2 separate regions of the Homo sapiens genome follow, and region 1 is linked to region 2. The links are chromatin loops, found by intact Hi-C in ENCODE. Cell type or tissue: MCF 10A. All regions are shown on one strand. Links, peaks and the distances in the headings refer to the core of each region. The heading gives the core; the rest is flanking DNA.

The links. Hi-C counts contacts between places; a loop is a spot of excess contacts. Peaks named below come from ENCODE experiments on the same cell type or tissue, not always from the same donor. Only the 100,000 strongest peaks of a DNase experiment are listed, where the experiment ranks them.
Region 1: a loop joins it to region 2, with 9 times the contacts of the local background. A loop is called at or near these places in 4 of 110 quality-filtered maps.

The regions. Positions count from the first base shown.
Region 1 is chr1:248,698,581-248,709,273 of GRCh38, forward strand. OR14I1 (olfactory receptor family 14 subfamily I member 1) reads right to left here and starts at 4,186. Exons shown (of 5, transcript NM_001004734.4): 1 at 4,123-4,186; 2 at 3,331-3,425; 3 at 267-325. It also overlaps the pseudogene LYPD9P. In MCF 10A, for the core only: a CTCF peak has its summit at 5,239 (motif pointing right); no DNase peak of the experiment used is centred there.
Region 2 is chr1:248,617,180-248,627,872 of GRCh38, forward strand. OR2T11 (olfactory receptor family 2 subfamily T member 11) reads right to left here. Exons shown (of 2, transcript NM_001001964.2): 2 at 6,378-10,093. The coding sequence starts at 9,949. The coding sequence ends at 8,999. Among named protein-coding and RNA genes, the nearest start is that of OR2T11, 13 kb to the right of the region's middle. In MCF 10A, for the core only: CTCF peaks have their summits at 1,891 and 5,482 (motif pointing right); DNase peaks (open chromatin) are centred at 1,912 and 5,502.

The sequences.
Region 1 (10,693 bases), core at 1,233-9,232, 81 kb after region 2:
TCAAGTGGTAATGTAAGTTGGAAAAAAGTTCATATAAAGTTTAGAAAATATGCCAATATGTGATTGACATAGATTTTGAGAAGATTTAGGAATTTGGAAGTCCCATCTTTGGAGGACACATTTCTAGCTCATTGCCTCTGCTGCAGAGAGCCCTGTCAGATGGATCACACCAGAGTGTGACTTGACTTATATCCTACTCCAGCCCAGTCTGTATGAGTAAAATGCAGAGTATAAGGAAGGAGGAGGAGAGTGGAAGTCTCACTTACAGTTTCTTGCAGGTATTCGTGACGTAGCCATTGAAATGAAGAGATGCACACAAGCAGACCTATGCAAAGAGACGATAACTTCTTAGATGGGTTTTCCAATTGCTAACAAGAGTAGAAATTGCAAATCAGCCATCAGAAATGGGGCCAGAATCAGACCCCCATCTCCCATCTTCTTTGTTCTTTTCCTGGGGAGGGTACTTCATGGAGCTCTGGCAAGAGCCTAGCCACTTCCATTTATGAATTAAACCTGAATTTTTTTGTTAATGTATTCTTTCATGAGTGTTAATTTCTCCATAGTTATATTCAGTTGTCCATTTGTTTACTCATTCAATGAGTTTACTTGTTGTGTATCCAGCCTTGCATAAAGTGTGTTAGGGTCAAAGTGAATCAGCTTTGGGTCCCTGCCTTTAAGGTCCCAAAGCATTTAGAGAATGAGGACGTGTGCAGTTAAAATGCTGAGAAAGCAATTTAAGAAGAACATAAAAGAGCAGAAGCACTCTGCTTAAGGAGCCTGAGGGATTGGTTTGGACATAGGGTAAAAGTAGAAGACTGTGGGTTTGATTAAGGAAAGATTGGGATTTTAGATGGACTTTGAGGAGACCTTTACTATATGGCAGCAGAAATAACATGCACTGAGACATGGACATGGGGAGATGGGTGGAGGCTAAGATGCAGTAGCTGAAATTAATGGTAGGAGGAGTGGGGGAGAGGAAAATGTCAGCAAGTATATGGGCCTGGCTGGAAGCATCTTTCTGAGAGGGATGGAAAGTGCTGCCCTGGATGAACACAGTGGACTCACTGAGCTGAGGACAGGCCAGCTCTGTGATGGAAAACAGTTTCCTTCAATCCACCAGAGAGATGATCAAAAGCCAAGGTCCCTGGTTCTCACTGCTGACTACTTTTTGTTTTGTTTGTTTGTTTGTTTGTTTTGAGACAGAGTCTCGCTCTATCGCCCAGGCTGGAGTGCAGTGGCGCAATCTCGGCTCACTGCAAGCTCTGCCTCCTGGGTCAAGCAATTCTCCTGCCTCAGCCTCCCAAGTAGCTGGGACTACAGGCACGTGCCACCACGCCCAGCTAATTTTTTATATTTTTATTAGAGATGGGGTTTCACCATGATGTTAGCCAGGATGGTCTTGATCTCCTGACCTCGTGATCCGCCTGCCTTGGCCTCCCAAAGTGCTGGGATTTCAGGCCTGAGCCACCGCGTCCGGCCCACTGCTGACTACTTAGTACAGAATCACCCAGGAGCTTTAAATTAGAATGCGCATCCTAGGCCCCCTGCCAGAAATTCAGATTCAGCTGATTTGGGATGAGCCTGGCCTTGCTCCCGCATTTTTGTCCTTTGTGTTGTTTTAAATGCTCCCCAACCAGGGTGACTTTAATTTTCAGCTACTATTTTTTAAAATAACTGAAGTATAAGTAAAAGATCATAATTTATTTTACCCAAAGTGAAAGACCTCCAATTAAAGCCAACCAACTATAGCGTGTAAAACAGAAGATTGTTTACATGATATCAAATGTCAATTGATATAAAGTTTGAAAAATTGCAAGTACTCTTCTTTAGCTTTAGATTAGTTGTGCAATACAAGAACACTAACCAAATTAATGGCTTTTCTTCTCAAAGGACTTCCTAATTTATGGAGAAATGTCATTCATGACCCCGAAAATCAAACTCATGGCATAAATACATTTTAATCCTTTATGTCTCTCAAAGAAAAAAATTCCAACTAAATGTGATTATATTTGTTTCTGTCATGACAACTTGTACTCCAGATGTATTAAGTCAACTATCAGGTTTTATTGGAATTTTTAAACAAGAGGCAAATGCATTTATTTATAGCTTTGTTCTCCTGAAAATTTTTATTCTCAGTTTTCTCAAACACTCTATGAAAAGTGTCATGGATAGAGTTTTTTTAAATCATTGAGTTCATATGCGTCAGTGCCATAAATCGTCACCAGTTTATGGAATAATTATATAAAAGAGAAGATAGTGAATTTAATGAACTTGTGTTCTTTGCCAATGCTCATTGGGTGAATCATGGAAAATTTTTACAAAGATTTACTATATTATTAACTCGAATTCCCAGTTTTATTCAAACAGAAGGAATACTTGCCAACCATTTAATAATCAAAGACCAAAATGGGCAATGTAATTTATGTTTTCTCGTTGATGCTACATTTCACACATGAGCTAAGATTTAGCCTCCAATCAAAGGAAAAGCTTATTTGTAAACTTGGTAAAAAGATATGACACTATATTGAAATAGAAACTTTTTACAAGACAAACAATAATGATTTTACACACTTTTAACTTTTTTTTTTTGAGACGGAGTCTCTCTCTATCACCCAGGCTGGAGTGCAGTGGCACCATCTCGGCTCACTGCAACCTCTGCCTTATGGGTTCAAGCGATTCTCCTGCCTCAGCCTCCCAAGTAGCTGGGATTACAGGTGCCTGCCACCACATCCGGCTAATTTTTGTATTTTTTAAGTAGAGACGGGGTTTCACCATGTTGGCCATGCTGGTCTCAAACTCCGGACCTCAAGTGATCCATCCACCTCAGTCTCCCAAAGGGCTGGGATTACAGGCGTGAGCCACTGCACATACTTTTAACTTTTTAATAATAGGCAGAAGATTTTGATTGTCATCAACATTGTTATGTAAAGTGGCTGTAAAAACTATAAAAACATTAAAACACTCTTGGTATTTATAAATTTAGGGTTGATTTTCAATTTTTGTGATAACTTTCATTATGATGTTCATAATACTGAGTGGACACAGAGTTAGTGAAATTACTTAATTTGGATGAATTTAGTTTTGAAATTGATACGAAGTGATAGGATTCACTTCAAATGAAATCAAGAGAGCGATATCACCAAGATGACAGAGTAGGACATACTGGCCTTCATTCCCCTTGCTCCCCTGCACCCCTCCAAAAATAGCTATCCACAAATCAACATGGCACTGACAGGTCTCAAAGACCCTGTGTTAGTCTGTTCTTGCACTGCTATAAAGAACTACCTGAGACTGAGTAATTTATAAAGAAAAGAAGTTTAATTGGCTCACGGTTCTGCAGGCTGTACAGGAAGCATGGCTGGGGGGCCTCAGGAAACTTACAATCACGGTGGAAGGTGAAGGGGAAGCAGGCATGTCTTTCATGGCTGGAGCAGGAGGAGGAGAGCAAACGGGAAGGTGCTACACATTTTTAAACAACCAGATCTCATGAGAATTCACCCACTATCATGAGAACAACAAGGGAGAAATCCACCCCCATGATCCTGGTCACCTCACACCAGGCCCCTCCTCACATTGAAAAATACAATCATCCTTTCTCAACGGTCCCCCAAGTCTTAACTCATTTCAGGATTAACTCAAAAGTCCACAATCCAAAGTCTTATCTGAGGCAAGAAAGTTCCTTCCACCTATGAGCCTGTAATATCAAAAAACAATTAGTTACTTCCAAGATACAAAGGGGTACAGGCATTAGCTAAATACTCTCATTCCAAAAGGGAGAAATTGGCCAAAACAAAGGGACTACACTCTACACAAGTGCTCCCTCACTGGTAATTAAGAAGAAATTCTATCTATTTATTGTCCCTCTTTTCTCACATTCCACATCAAGCCCATTAAAAAATCCTGCTGTATCTACTTTCAGAGTATCTTTAGAATTCTACTTTTTTTTGCCTTTCCCACTGCCACCACCTCGATCCAAGCCTCATCTCTCACTGTAGTATTGCCATAGCCCTTCTGTTCTCCCAGCTTCCAGCCTTAGTCCCCTAGAGCCTACTCTCATCTCAGCAACCAGGTTCATGTCATATGGTGTACTGCCTCTGCTCAAAATCCTCCAGTGTCACCCACCTCACTCAGAGCAAATGCCAAAGCCAGAATGATGTGGGCCTGCTGTTCTCCTAGTGCTCTGCTGCTTGCTCACCTTCTTGGTTATCCTCCTACTCATCTTCTTGTTCTTCTTCTTGCTCACCTCCTTGCTCACTCTCATTGCTTATCTACTTGTTCTCCTCCTTGCTTACCTTCTTGCTATTCTGCATGCTTTCTGTTCTTGCTCACCCTCCTTTCTCACCTCCTTATTCTCCCCCTTGCTCACCTCCTTGCTTACCTCCTTACTCTCCTTACTCATCTCCTTGCTTACCTCCTTACTCTCGTTGCACACCTCCTTGCTCATTCTCATTGCTTACCTCCTTGCATGTTCTCCTGGATCACCTCCTTGCTCAACTCACTGTTCTTTTCCTTGCTTATCTCCCATCTTCACCTCCTTGTTCTCCTCCTTACTCACCTCCTTGCTTATCTCCTTACTCTTTTGCCCACTTTTCTTTCTCTCCTCCTTGCTCACCTTCGTCCTCTTCTTCTTGCTGTCCTCCATGCTCTCCTTCTTGCTTTCTCTCTTTGCTCTTTTCCTTACTCACCTCCCAGCTGTCCTCCTTGCTCACTACACTCCAGCCCCAGTTGATCTTTTTGCCATTCCTTGAGCAGCCACACTCCCACTCAAAGCCTTTGCACTGGGTTTTTCCTCTTCCTGAATCGCTCTTCCCCTACATATCCATGAGGTTTCCTCCTTTTCTCTCTCCTACCCTTTCTTCAGGCATTCACTAAAAAGTCACTCTTTCAGTGAGACCTTCCATGATCACTCTACTGAAAATATTAACTCCATCTTCCAACAGCCTTTCATATTTCCTTCCCTACTTTATGTTTTCTTCTTAGCATTATGCAACCTAACATTATACTTATCTAATTTACTACACATTATACTTACCTAATTTACCACCCATCTGCCCAACTGGAATGAAAGCTGTACAAAGACAGGGATGTTCATCTGCTTTGTTCACTATCTTATCCCCAACACTAGAATAGGACCTGCCATATAGCATGAGCTCAAGAATATCGGTTGCACTGAAGGATGAATGCATGAAAAGGTGGATGGATGAATAAACAATGGAAAAAGAAACTTGACTTAATTAGTAGCTACATTATGAATAACCACAAGATGGAGACATTCATTAATAAAATGTTATCCCTCTGTTTTTTTGTTTGTTTATCTGCTTCTTCCTGTCTGTATTTGTGTGTCTTGTTTACCTCTGTTTCGCACTATCTGTTCATATCTGTATGGGGCATGTGTGTGTCTTTTCTTCCCTTTTTTATTTTGTGTCATTTCTTGTAGAGTTGGTTATATTTTTCTTTCTCTGTCCATGTAGTCTGCATTTGGCAATACAAAATAAAAGTCAGCACTGAAATTTATTTTGCCAAGGTTAAGGATGCATCCAGGAGACAGGTCTGTACTTATCTCCAAAGATGATTGTGAGGGCTTCAAAATTTAAAGGGGGAAAGACAGATACTGGGGAAAGAGGAAAAAATGTTTTAAAGTGTGGGTAAATAGGAGGCAAGCAGTGGCATGCTTTCGAGTCTTTGATAAGCCCTTCACTTGTGAGAAGTAGGTAGAGGAATAGTCACTTATGCATTCATCTGGCTCAATTAATCTGCATTTTTATATAATATAAACATAAGGCAGAATGTTGGGGTGATCAGACCCAACACCAGGTCACGGGAGTGAGAAAGTCTGGCAGAGTCAAAGGACTGAGAAAAAGACAGTTGGAGAAGTAAAGTGGGACCACGGGACCATCACAATTGTGGAGGCTGTGAAGGCCCGGAGCTCTGGGAGCCCAGTGCTATTTATTGGTAATCCAGCAAAGAAACAGGTGGTAAGAATGTGGAGGCTGAAAGGGCGTGTTGCATTAAGCACATGATTTACAGCTGTGATGGTTTAGCATCTGCTCTGCTACTTGAGAAAATGGAGAGCAGGTTCTTTTAACTCAAGGTACTGTTGATCCTGGGAGGGCAAGGAGCAAGGAGCAAGGAGCCAGCAAGTCTAGACACATTCCAGAGCTGCGAGCCCTGGATTCTGTCCAAGCCATGAGGGATTTTATGCCCTGGGCTTAGATTATGGTGCATCAGGGTAGCCTTCCACCCATTAGCACAGAGCTTGGTGTTCCAAAGACCACAAGGGGATTTAGACCCTGAACCCTGGACATGTTCCAGAGCTCTTTTACGTTATGTCAGATATGCAAGCCCCACCTCAGCTTCTCCCAACACTCAGCTTTTCCCAACACAGAGGAAGAAATCTGATATGCATTTGTCTCAGGTGGGCAGAAGAATGACTTTGAATTCTGCCCTTTGTCCCATACCTGTGAAGATACACTATCAATTTACATTTTCAGGCTAAAATTCAGCAGAACTATTTTAGGGTAAAGGAATTTCCTAATGTACAAATTGTGAAGGAGGTATGTAGCTTTTCTTTTCTTTTTTTTTTTTAATCTTTGAGGTTATCTTATTTAGGAATAAAATGGGAAACAAATTTCCCTGATGCAGTTCCCAGCTTGACTTTTCGCTTTTGCTTAGTGAGCCCGGAGTCCTGAGATTTATTTTCCTTTCACAGTTCCCATGTCAAAGTTGGACATGGATTTGCTGGAGTGGAGGCAAGAGGCACAGATACCAAAGGACCTTTGGGGCTGAGTGTTGGATGGGTCATCTACACAGATTTGAAAGGGGGCAGGCCTGGGGTTGGGAGAGCACCATGCTTTTGTCTTAGAGACCTGACCTCTGAGAAGGATCGTCATTGACCCGAACTGGGGTCTGCCCACCCAGCTGGTAAGACCAGATATATACACTGAGGTTTGCAGCAGTAAAAAGGAAGGCAGTTATTTGCAGAGCACCAAGCAAGGAGGACCAGGAAGCTAATGCTTAAATCCTGACCTCTGAGGTGGCTTGCAGGTAATGGTTTTTAAAAGCGGGGTAGGCCAGCGCGGTGGCTCACGCCTGTAATCCCAGCACTTTGGGAGGCCAAGGTGGGCAGATCAGCTGAGGCCGGGAGTTCAAGACCAGCCTGACCACCATGGAGATACCCCATCCTTACTAAAAATACAAAATCAGCTGGGTGTGGTGGCAGAGCCAGCTGTGGTGGCGGCGCCTGCAATCCCAGCTACTCAGGAGGAGGCTGAGGCAGGAAATCACTTGAACCTGGGAGGTGGAGGTTGCAGTGAGCAGAGATCGCACCATTGAGGCGGACGTTGCGGTGAGCCGGGGTCATATCATTGCACTCCACCCTGGGCAACAAGAGCGAAACACCATTAAAAAAAAAAGAAAAAAAAAAGCAGGGGTAAATTTCAGGAAAGCTACAGGCAAAGTTGTAAATCAATCCTGGAGGTTACACATTGGTTTTGACCTAAACGGGTGGGATATCTTGAAGTGGGGCTTACAGGTCGGGGTAGATTCTAAGATTTTCTGATTTGCAATGGTTAAAGAGTTTTGTTTAAAAATCAAACAAAAAAGAATATTAGTGCTGGCTCATGGGTATGACCTTCTCCAGGCCCCTCAGAAAGAAATTTCTAATGGCAATCACAGTTCAGTCCTTAGTTCTCCCTTATCTGAGGTCTGTGTGTCTGCAGTTCCATTTTGTGGGGCTCCAGGTTTCTGAAAACTAGCTCAGGAACATATGTTAAGATATTATCTTTAATTTCTATGGGGAGCCAAACATCTTCTGGCTCTAGTTTCTTTGGCTATTGTTTTAAACTACTATTACCTTCTTGCTTATCAAATTGTTCATTTACTTTTCTAAGCTAGCTAGGTGCCTGGAATTTTCCTTGAAGGTACTCAAGAATTTCTTTTATGTCCATGCCTGGGGGACCCAGAGACCCCTAAGAGGGGTCCCTGCTCTGTCTCAGGATCCAAGAGCCAGAGCAATGAGGAGCCAGAAATTAGCTGCGGTCATCAGCCTCTGTCTGTGGAAAGCGAAGAACAGCCTCTACCTGAGATTACGACAGGGAAAATCGTTCCTCCCTTCATCTTTAAGCCCCTCAAGCACGCTGCATTATGTTCAGTTACCTGGAGCAATGGTCTACATTATATTTCGTACTCTTTTCTGCAGGAGGCAACAGAAGATTGGTTCTGCATTTTTGTCAAATTTCTTGTAGGGCCAAGCGCAGTGTGGCTCACACCTGTTATCCCAATGCTTTGGGAAGCCGAGGCAGGAGGATCACTTGAGGCCAGGAGTTTGAGACCAGCCTGGGCAACATAGACACCCTGTCTCTACCAAAAACATAAAAATAAAAAATTAGTCAGGCATCATGGCGTGTGCCTGAAATCCTAGCTACTTGGGAGACTGAAACAGGAGGATCGTTTGAGCCCAGGAATTTGAGTTTACAGTAAGCTATGATTGTACCACTGCACCCCAGCCTAAGCAACAGAATGAGACCCTGTCTTTAAAAAAAAAAAAAATCTAGTAGGACATCATCCATAATGTTCAGAGTTCCATATAAAAAGATTCCTATAATCTCTCTCAAAAGTTTGTTCTGTTGATGATCTAAACTTGCTTTGTGTGTGCTAATTCCCTCTCAAAGACAGCCACAGCCATAAATTAGTTTCCTGGTACAGTGACCCTCCCCTTCACCCATTGTATAACACAGCTTTGTAATATTTTCCTTAGTGTAACAGTTCCAATAGTCCTCATTTATAGATACCTTTTGTTGACAAAAAATATATATTTGAAGAGATTTTATTCTGAGTCAAATGTGAGGGCCATGACTCATGATGCAACTTCAGAAGGTCCTGAGAACACGTGCCCAAGATGCGTGGGTTACAGCTTCATTTTACATATTTTAAGGAGACCTAAGACATCAATCAATACATGTGACATATACATTGGTTCAGTCCTAAATGGTGGGACAACTCAAAACGGGGCTCACGGGTCACAGGTGGCTTCAAAGATTTTCTGATTGGCCGTTGGTTGAAAGAGTTATGTTATTATCTAAAGACCTGGAATCACTAGAAAGGCGTGTCTAGGTTAACATAAGGGGTTGTGGAGACCAAGGTTCTCATTATGTACAGAAAGCCTCAAAGGTGGCTGCCCTTGGAGGCAAGAGGTGGCATCTTTAACACATGTGATGCTGATACTTAGTTGGTGCTTGTTAATTTTTGTTGGTGAATGATTCTTATTCTTGATCTAAGATGGCAATTTTCTGTTATTTGAGGCTTTCTATGTAACTCTTCAAACATGGAAAACAACATGGAGTACTATGTGATGATAGATTTCAACTTTAGGGGCAACATTTATTGATTTTAGACTTTTAATAGAAATCAGCTGTCAAAAAATTAGCTGGGCATGGTGGCGGATGCCTGTAATCCCAGCTACTCAGGAGGCTGAGAATCGCTGGAACCTGGGAGGCAGAGGTTGCAGTGAGCCCAGTTCGCGTCACGGCACTCCAGCCTGGACAAGAGCGAAACTCCATCTCTTAAAAAACAACAACAACAACAACAACAACAAACAGAAAGAAAGAGATCACCTGTCAAACCCCAAAGACTAATGAGGCAATGTGCCATAGTCAACATAAAGTTTTTATTTCAGCTAGAACTACTGAGATGAACAGGTCATGTAGAATCGGCCACACTCCTCATCTCCTCAAATGCTGGAGCATCTTCTGTCCCTAGAAATGTGTGCGGACAAGAGATTACAGGCTTGTTTTTTATTCATTATCACCCTCCCAAACGTAAAGCAATAGGCAACTATTCTGCAACTTCTCCTCAGTCACTGGTTCCCAACTCAGCACAAAAAAGCACTTTCAAAATTCCATTTTCTGACCTGAAGTTTCACCAATTGGGTGTCCCCAGTCTTTGAATTTTCACCTCCTCTAAACATTCCTGATTGTTGTGTAGAAATAGAATATATTCGGCAGCTCATGTACCCAACTTTTACACATGTGGATAGACTAACAGAAGCATGTAAACTAAGCATTATTGGTTGTTATGACTGAATGTTGCCCCTAAAAATGTATATATTGAAGACCTAACCCCCAGTACCTCCAGATGTGACTGTGCTTGTGTTACTGGAAGGAGGGTCTTGAGTGAGTTGTCTGGGTCCTTGGCGTTTTGAACAAAGAATTGGACAAAATGCACAAAGTAACAAAGGAATGAAACACAGGAATGAAGTAGCAAACGCAGGGATTAAAGTGAGAAAGCACTCCGCAGGGTGGGAGCGGGTCCCAGCAAGCCACTCAAGGACCCAGTTACAAGGTTTTCTGGGCTTCAAGTACTTCTTTTGAGGTTCCTATGGGTAACCCCTTATCTGGATGAAGGATTTGGTCTGTGGCTGAGGCTGAGGTGAACTGGCAACCTGTGCAGATGCAGGGATGGTCCCTGCTTGGCCCTCAGGCAGTTCAAGGCACTCTCCCTTTCGCTGTGAGCCTTGGTGGAGTGGGGAGGTGGTAAGGAGAGTAGCCTTTGAGCCTTTGTTATCGGTGTGGGAAGATGGGGTTTTTCCTTTGGGTTTAGCTGTAGGAAGTTTAAGTTAATTGGCCTTAGGGTCCCTGCCCCCAGACACAGGTGTTTTCCTTTTGATCCAGCTTTATGAAATTATCACGAATCGGCC
Region 2 (10,693 bases), core at 1,249-9,248:
GCAGCCAGAAAAAACAAGATCTTGTTTTTTGTGGCAATGTTGATGGAGCTAGAGGCCACTATACTAAGTAAACTAACACAAACAGAAAACCAAATACCACATATTTTCACTTATGAGTGGGAGCTAAACAGAGTACCTATGGACACAAAGAATAACAGACCCCCCCACCGGGCCTACTTGAGGGTGTAGGGAGGAAAGTGAGGACTGAAAACCTACCTATCAGGAACTATGCTTATCACTTGGGTGGTGAAATAATCAGTGACATGCAACTTACCTATATAACAAACCTGCACATGTACCCCTCAACCTGAAATAAAAGTTGGAAAAAAAACTTTAAAAAAGAGAGAACGTCTCAAGGACAAATGCTGTTAGAATAAAACTACCAATCCCGAATTGTAAACCCAGCTATACTATCATTCAAAAGTAAGGGTAGTTAGACAGGAGAAATAAGTTTAGATCTATTGTATAACATGATGATTACAGTTTATATCTACGTATTATATATTTATTTTCAAATTGCTAGATTTTAAATACTCCACCACTCAAAAATTATAGGATGTGAAGTAATTGATATGTTGATTAGCTTGATTTTGTCTTTCCAAAATGTGTATATATGTATATACATATTAAAACATTGGGTTGTACACCATATATACAATTGTCAATTAAAATATAAACTTAAAAATTTGAAAGAAAATGGTAATAAAAAATTAAAAGGATTAAATTAACAAAAGATATTTTCAGGCCTTTTTTGAAACATAAGTGTTTACCACTCAGTGAAGGGACTCTTATGTTTAAAGCATAAATACAGAAGAATCAAGATGTTGGGAGAAAAAACAGCAACAAAGTTTTGGAAGCTGGAAAGCCAAAGGAAACTGTTTTTGACTCAAAAATCTCAAAGCAGAACACTGAGCTGGTGAGTGGAGAAGTTCGGAAGCAAGTTGATTCCTGCTGGAAGAACTCCTAATCAGGTCTGTCTAAATATTACAGGTAACATTGAAATGGGAGGCTTGGCTAAAAGTTTGTATAAAAACTGTTATACACGCACTTTAGTTAGACAACCCTTCCTCCCCGACCTGACGCGACACTAACTTGGGAGGTGGTGGTGTACCCAAAGGGCTCTGGGATTGGAAAACAGACATTGCGTGGGTGTAAGTGGGAAGTCTGCACCCTACATTGTGAAGCACACCAGCACGTTTCCCCAACGTGGGTTCTCAGAATGCTGGCAGCCCCCAGAAAGATTTGCAGAGGAAGCAGACCATACCAAAGAAAATACCTAGGAATACTGACATTTGAGGTTTCCAAAATAAGTCATTTACATCATAGTTTAGTGACTCCTACTCGTTAAGGCTTGTCCTTATCCAGAGACTAACATTAGGAGAGAGACAGGGATTACAAAACTTGAGGAAAGCTTCTAAAATAAAAGGCAGAAATCACACAAATCAGTGAAAATAAGAAGAAATACAGTATGCAGTAATTAGAGAAACTCTTTCTATAAAAGATAACTGACTAATCTGCTATGACAGATAAGAACATACAAACAGATATTAAACTAGAACAGGGTGTTTTAAACAGAGCATTGGAGAAATTTTTAAGAGTTCTTGAACATTTAGATTATGGCAGTGTAGACTGTAAAGTAGGACAAGACAGATGCAAAAGAAGGTAGAAGAAGAGATCCAGTTTGTGAGTCAGGAGGCAAATCAAGTAATAAAAATTCCAGAGGAAAAGAATGTTTTAGATGGAAGGAAAGCACATATTTCAGTCATGTTTCAGAGCAAAAATTCTGGAATTGAAAGACACGTTTCAAGATTAAAAGGTTCATCAATTGCCCAACATAATTGTTAAAAAGAGCCCTTATGAAGACATTATGAATGTTTAACACGACTGCCAAAGGAGAGCCTGAAGCCTCCAGGGGACGACAACACAACTAAAATTGAGAGCATGGAACTCCCAGGAGAAATACTGAATGTTAGAAGACAATGGAGGAGGGACATCCTCATATTCATGAGGGAAAGCTTTTTTCAACCTACACATTGACACCTGGCCAGATCTACTGTCAAAGTGGGAGGATAAAAAAAGTCATTTTCAAACATGCAAGGCCTTTAAAAAATTTCCTCCCACGTACTTTGTTTATAAACCTGTTGAAAGACATGCTCCACAATGGGGAGGTTTTAAAGTAGAAGACGTGGTACACAGACAATCAAGAATCCAGAGGGTCATGGGGAAGAGGCAGCATCTCAGGAGGAGCCCCGTGCAGCGCAGCCCATCTCTGGGGCAAGCAGCCTGGATGGAAGCGGCAGAGCAGGGGCTGCAGAAGAGGGAGGGCTGTGAAGACGGCACCGAGAATTCCTGAGGGAGTCACAGTTTCAACAGGATATTTATCAGAAGGAGATTCTATATACATATATATATATACACACACACATACACATATATATAGAGATTAGTCAGTTTTCTTTCATGTATACATATATATGTATATATACACACACACCCATATATATGTATATACAAATACATATATCTCCTAGCTACTGGGGAGGCTGAGGTGGGAGGATTGCTAGAGACCAGGAGCTCAATCTCTTTCTTGACCCAGCTGGTCAAGAATGATTACCAACCCTCAAAACCTGTCCTGTCCCCACTCAGTCACCAAAGTGATTGTGACTCTGACTTCTGACATGGTATTCTATCAGTGTCAATCTTCCATCTCTGCTCTTTAGACCTATCTGCCTCTCAGAGCATGCTCACAGGAGACTGAACCACACAACCTGCTTGTGCCCCTTAGAGTCCTCTTGTAGCCCAGCTTGCCCTCTGCACTTGCTCTTCTGCATATCACTGATGGCAGCTAGTTTTGGGACCTTGTTCACCAAGTCAGGTTTTGAGAGGTGAAGTCAAATTTTGTTCATAACTACTCTAGGCTCTTCATTAATGGCTGGGACTCTGGAAATAAGCTCATTCTGATGGAAAGGCTAATAAGGAATCTGTTTTCTTTTTAAAAATTCTTTTAATCTTCCCATTTTTGTGTCTTTTCTCTTTACTGGTATTTGAAATGCACATCTTTGTAACCAGGTCACAAGAATGATTTTGCTTGGATTGTTTGGTGGCCTCAGACATAGGGTTCAGAAGCATCTTTCAATGTCATTATCTTTTTATCAGATCTTGAATTGCTTATTTGTTGTTTGTGTATGTTTATGTCCATGGGCACTAATATGGGTTCTTCTCACTACAAAAATCAGGGTCCCCTTCCTAAAATTCCGGCTAAATACTAAAGGGTTTTAAACCAAAAGTAAAATTCTAAGCCTCCCTCAACCATCTGAATAGGGCCCTCGTCTCAGCAAAGGCATTCCAAAGTTAACCTGATAAACTAGTTCAGGCCATGATAGGAAGGAAGAGCTTGACATGCCTCAGGATACCCTCCCTCCCTTTTGGAATTACTGATAGAACAGATTCTTTAAGACTTAAGTCTAATTAAAAAACATTTACAATCTTCTCTCTGAAGCCTGCTTGTTGGAGGCCTCATCTACAAGATCAAGTCTTGGTCTCCACAAACCCTTACCATAACCAGACATTTCTTTCTACTGATAAACAACTCTTTCAGCTAATTGCCAATCAGAAAATCTTTGAATCTGCCTCTGACTTAGAAACTCCTGCTTCCAATTGTTGTGTGTTTCCAGGTCAAACCACTGTACATCTTATACATGTTGACTGATGTCTTATGTCTCCCTAAAATGCGTAACACCAAGTTGTCCGGCCACCTCAGACCCGTGTTTCTCAGGATCTTCTGAGGGTGGTTCCATGGGCCATTGGTCACTCATTTGGCTCAGAATAAATCTTAAAATACAGGGTTTGACTTTTCATCGACAGGGTATACAATTTATATAATTTTCAATGAATAGTAAAAATTAAACTGTAGTATTTAGGAATATTTATCCAGTCATGCAAGAAGAAATCCAGGGAATAATTACTATGAAATTCATTTGGCAAAATAACTGACCAATATTCTTCGCTGTCAAGGCCCAACTAAAGAAATGTTAGAAACTTAACTGAAATGAGTGAGAATTGCTCAGTCAAGTTTCATTAAGCCAATATTAGAGTATGTCTAGAAAAATAAGCCACAGACACACCCATGGCCATTTTTCCAAAGAGGTTTTTAGAACACTCAGTACGTATATATTTTCTTAAGGTGGGGGAAGGCATATAGGAAGACGGGCGGGTTGGTGGTAAGGTCAATGGTTACGTTTCTGTGAGACTTCAGTTAGTGCCCAGTAAATGTACATTTTACACAGGATAAGGTGAATGTCTGAAGAGATAGAAGGAGCCAAGGAAGAGTCAATTATGCAGAAGTCCCTGGGTAGGTGGAGGAATGATTTGTCTCATCCGGTCTTTCTTCTGCTCCTGGAAAGAAGCTTGTCATCAACATTATCAGTGTGCAATTGAGCAGACAGAAGAGTTCAAGACCAGCCTGGCCAATATGGTGAAACCCTGTCTCTACTAAAAATACAAAAAATTAGCCAGGCATGGTGGTGGGTGCCTGTAATCCCAGCTACTTGAGAGGCTGTGGCAGGAGAATCACTTGAACCCAGGAGGGGAGGTTACACTGAGCTGAGATCATGCCATTGCACTCCAGCGTGGGCAGCAAGAGCAAAACTGTTTCAAAATAATGTCAGCATTAAGAGAAATTGAGTGACGGCCACATTGGAAGCTCATTGTGCTAATTTTGCACATTTTTGCATGTCTAATAGTTCAAATGAAAGTTAGAGACATTTAGAATAATGCCTGTTTTTGCCCTGGGGCATGTGCGGTGATCAAACAAGAGCGCCCTGGAGTGCTGGTTATGTTCCGTTTCTTGATGGGGTGCGGGGTTATTTCATGAATGGTTTCACAACTGTTTTCTTGAGATGATTAATAATGAGTTTTGCATGGCATTTCTAGTGTTATATTTCATAGTATAAGAAGAGATTAACGCTGATTTATAATGTGATTTTCTTAGAAGCCCTGCTGTTGCCTGCGTCATTAAGTGGTGATTCAATTCACTCCCTAAAATTACAAAGTGGCTGGAATTAAATATCCCCAAGCAAAGACTTCTTTCCTCTATGTTGTAGCAAATTCAGTAACTTTTCAAGTTTTACCAAATAAAGTGAGGGATATTAACTATAATATTTAAAGCTATTAAATTCTATCTATAATTACAGAAATATATATGGAGAAACAAACTTTTTGGCAAATTATTTGGCAATAAATAATCATAGATTCAAGGTTTTTATACAATTCATTGTATTTTTTCCAATTGATTCTGGAGGGATTACAGAGTAAAAATAACTGCTAAAATGCAGAAAATGTTTAATAACAAAAATGATGTCACCATCAGTCCAAAGGTACCGATATTATTCATTTTTTTTTTTTTATTCTCCTAATGATACATGCAGTTTTAAAGAATAGAGAACACATGGTGTTGTTTTAGGATAATGTCATATTACTAACTGGCCACAAGGTGTCAGGAGGAGGATGTCATGGTGTCCCATAGTAACAATCACTTGGGACTTCATATTCATGTATAGATTTCTTCTTCCTGTACAGATAGATCAGCAAGCCAAGAGAAAGTGGGGAGATATATAACCATCTTAGACGCAATCGCAAATGTCTCAGTGCAGTACCTGAGGTAGAAGCTATTCAACGAATCAAGGAACTCCTGATGAGAGCTTTGCCCAGGGAACCCACAGAAGACGGCTTGGCTAGATCACTCAGGCAGAGCCCCCATGGCCTGAAGGAGCAACAGTTGTAGGCTTAGAAAATATCTGCTCTAAGAAGCCTCTTCCTCATTCTTCAACTATGATAGACTCTGAGCAAGATAGTAAACTATGGCACAGAGAGGTTAGGTAACATGCTCAGGGCACACAGCCCAGAAAGAAATAGGCTAATATTCAGACTCCAGGGGGTTCAAGCTCCAAGCATATGGCCTTATCACCCTTAAATTGCCTTTGAAATTGGCAGATGGGGTGGAAATAATTAAAGAACAGTTAAATATTCATGGGGAAAAAACCTTATAAAAAGCTGTTCAACATCTGAACAATCTGTTGCTGGGCATATATGCTGGTATCACACAGTATTTTAGTGAAATCTGTGTGCCCATCTCCTCTTGGTGCCAACTACAACTAGGACACTCAGAGCAGGGACATTTTCCCACGCTAAATGGGAACCCATCACCAGAGAAGCCACCACCAAAGCCAAGATTACAGAGAGAATGTTTTAGGAGTAGGGTGGAATTTAACTTCTAAACGTAAATAATTAACATTTTGAAATGAAGTGACAGTGTCACCTTATAATGCAAAATCATGCCATATTATACAAGAAACTCCACACCATGAAGAATTCTGCCTATACAACTTTTAATTGCCCAAAGAGACAAATTTATTGAAATAAACAGCTACTGAACATCTATTACATACTGCAAATTATATGCCTTGGAAAAGCATAAATATGACACACTTTATTCACAAAGGAATAAGTTTGTAGTAGTAACAGCAGTTGCTGCTGTTATTTTGTCCTTGTTTTTAACATAATTCTAGTTAACATATTGAGTGCCTACTATTTTCTGGCCACCATCCCGAACACACATCATGAATCGTCTGACAAATGTGCTGTGCTAAATTCATAAATTCAATGCAAAGGAGGGGGAGTCCGAAGGTTGTCCTACAACCCAGATGTCTCTACTAGCTTATTAACTTACCTCTTCTCCAAGATGATTCTCTTCTCCTCTCAAACTTTTGACGGGACCACCCTGATCTTTACTCATAGACGCTCTCATTGATTCTAACTGCACCGAGAAGATACAAACCATCGGAAGGGATCTTAGTTATAACACACGCTCTGCCTGACCTCCTGCTATTGTCACTGAGTTGGCCATGCTCTTACAAAAGTTCAAACTCTCCACTTCTAAACTGGTTTCTGTGCTTTCGGCCACTCTCAAAGGCCATCTTTCTGAAACTTTCCTCCATTTCTCATATATCGATTTTCTTTTTGTACTGAATTATTCCTTTGAACTTCATACTCAATATCACATGACAGCACCATTAACATCAAACACATTGGTATCACGTTTTTCTAGTTATACTCCATTTCCTTTACAAAAAAATCTAAAAATTCATACTCAACTTACCTTATCCACTTCCTCCCCCTTGATTTTACCCTGAATCATCTCTAAGCATATCTCCATTAAAAATGGTCACTAAGGTTACAAGTAACCTTTCATGTTGCTAAATACAGTAACCAAATCTCACTTATTTCAACCATAGACTGCACTTGTTGCAGTTGCTTTTACTTTCTTTAAACACTTTGTCTTAGATTTCTTCTAACCTCATAAAACCCTATCTTTCTAATTTTTCATGTGACGCCAGCTGCCTCAGATCTCAGTCTCAAGCTTTCTCTTAAGAAAACTCTCAAAAAACCTGTTTTTAAATGCTCTTCGTACTCTGATTATTAAATGTATGCTTTATGTTCAGAACTCTAATCTGAAGTACAATTGACTTTACATATAGCTTCAATATCTTTCTGTATTTATGTATTTATCTTGAGACAAGGCCTCTCTGCCAGTCAGGCTGGAGCACAGTGGTGCCATCACGGCTCACTGCAGCCTCAACTTCTCAGCCTCCCGTGATCCTCCCACCTCAGCCTCCCAAGTAGCTGGGACTACAGGCATGTGCCACCACATCCAACTGATATTTGTGTTTTTGGTAGATGGGGTTTTGCTATGTTGGCAGGCTGGTCTCAAACTCCTGAGCTCAAGCAATCCACCCTCCTTGGTCTCCACTAAAGTGCTGGGAGTACAGGTATGAGCTACTGCACCCGGCCTAGCTTAAATACCTAATAGATATTTCCAAATTATCTTAAGTGAATTCTTGACTTCTGCTACCGACAAGTTTTCCAAATATCAATATTCCATTTTTTTATTCACTTGGGCCCAAACCAATAAGTTATCCTTCACTCTACACCTGTTGCTAACACACGCCAAATCCATGAGCCAAATCCTTTGTGTCCACACCCTACACAAGCCATCCTTGTTTCTCATCTCTGAAACCTCAATTGTCTTCCTGTATCCATGTTTGCCCTTTGTTCTATTTTCCTACACTGTAGGCATAGTGATGCTTTAAAAACGTGTCTGTTATCATGTAACACCCGCATGGAAAACTCCAGGGACTTCCCACCCCACTCAGTCAGTCTCAAAGTGCCTTAAGTGTTGCTGTTGAATCACAGAACTTGGAAAAGGGAAGTTTCTGGCCATGGATGTTAACGAACCTGGTATCCTGTTAATACATCCTCAAGGAAAGTGGCAGTCATGTTCTTTGATGCTAAGTGTTAGAGTCTATTCCCTGTGAGTAGCTGTGTCATGCTGAACCTCCACCCATTCATACTCAGTTCTGTTCAATTCACCACCATTTATTGTGGCCTAGTATTTGATAGCTGCTGTCTGTACTCAAGAGGGTCAGAGATTCAACGATAATATTAGAGCTTATAGTTACTTGGGGTTAATACTAAAATAAAAAACACGACTAAAGTGTGTGCTTTTATCTTCTTTGCCACTTGTGTATTGGCATTCTTTTACTCTATTGCTGCTAATCACAGAATTTGACTGTAAACATTTGATAGCTTTTGCAGGTTTCTTTCATTGTGTTGTTTAAACATGAACAAATGTTGTGAAGGAGATCTAGTTCAGAGTGAAAGGTTGCTGTGAACTCTAATATTTGGGGTTTTTCTTCCCTAAATAAAAAGACTAGATAAATTATTTAACTTCATAATAAACCATTTTTGATACTTCACTGAAAGATCTCTGCATAACAGTAAAACATCTTTCCCTTGCTCCCGAGGAGCAAGAATCCAGACAGGGTGAATCATCTTAACTGCCAGTAGTAAGTGTAGGTTGATAGCTGAGCAGATCATCTCCAGGGAAACAGGGCAAATGGAGGAAGTCCTTAGGAAGCCTTATCCTCTGGGCAGTGACTCTCTAAGCATCACTTGTTGCTACTTTCTGAGCAGATGAGCAACATGCAAATACCTTTTTAAATGCCCCTATGACGTCCTTGTTTCTGAGGCTGTAGATGAGAGGATTAAGCATGGGCGTGACAATGGTATAGAAGGCTGACACTACTTTGTCCTGCTCGGGGGTGTGGAAGGACTGGGGCAGCACGTATGTGTAGAAGGCAGCCCCATAGAAGATGCTAACTACAGTCAAGTGGGAGGAACAAGTGGTGAAGGCCTTTTTGCGACCTTCAGCAGAGGGCATGCGGTGGATGGTTAACAAGATGAGGGAGTAGGAAGTGGAGATGATAGAGATGGGGATGAGCAACATGAGGACACAGCAGATGTACATCAGAGTTTCATACAAGGACGTGTCTGCACAGGCCAGTTTCAGAACTGCTGGGATCTCACAGAAAAAATGGTTGATACTTCGGGAGCCACAGTAAGGGACATTCATGGTGATGGGAGTGAGCAGAAAGCCATCGAGGGAGCCCCCAAACCAGGCACCAGCAGCCAGCAAAAGACACTTCTTGCGGTTCATCAGGACTGGGTATCTCAGAGGGTTACAGACAGCCACGTAGCAGTCATAGGCCATGAGGCCCAGGAGGAAGAACTCAGAACCAATCATGGTCAGGTAGAGGAAGATCTGGATGCCACAGGCCACAAAGGAAATGATCTTCTCTTTAGAAACCATGTCTGCCAGGAGTTTTGGGACAGTGGTACAGATGAAAAGGGTGTCCATGATGGACAGCTGACTGAGCAGAAAGTACATGGGGGTGTGGAGGCGAGAGTCCACCTGAATCAAGAATATCATGACCAAATTTGCAGTCACGGCCCCCAAGAAAACAGCAAGGATCACTGTAAATACAATCCCGGCAGCCTCACTGTTCACCAGAAGCCCCAGGAGGGTGAAGTCAGAGGATGATGTGTTCGTCATTGATATGGCCCACGAGCGTCCCAGGGCAACGGGAAGACACAAGGACCAGGAAGGAGGCAAGAGAACACGGTCAAGATGGGAAAGGTCTGCAGTAGAGGTGACACTTCTGAGGGTACCGTCAGGATGAAGCTTCCAGGCTAGAGGCTAGAGAAGAACAGGCAGACCAACATGCACATCATGAAGCAAAAACCATGGCTGCATTTCCCTGTCAGAGAACAGCTCCTTCTATATTGCGTCTATGGTTCATCATGCTGCTGGAGGTTATGGTAACTGCGTGATACAATTGCTGTATGCTACACCAAGAATGGGGTTTTAACCATATCTGTTCTGTCCATGCTGCATTTCTTGTATCCAGAAAGTTATCCAGCCCATAGTAGGGTTAAGTAAATACTAGTTGGAAAAAAGGGTGATTCATTGACCAAATGGATAAAGGGGAGTGAAGTAAATCACTGAAGAAATGAAGGGTTAGGATAACTATTAGGGAACGTTTTATTCACGAAGCCCCATGTTTCTGTTCTATTTCTTTTTAATTATTTGTATAAGTTTAAGGACGACAAGTGCAGTGTCATGACATGGATGTATCGCATAGTGGAGTCTTGTCTTTTAGGGTAACCGTAAGTCAAATAGCGTAGGTTGTGCTCACATTACTAATTTCTCACCCCTCGCTCCGCTTTCACCCCCTACTCTTCCAAGCCTTCGATGCCTATTATTCCACTGTTTATGTCTAAAGTTGGGACTCCTCAC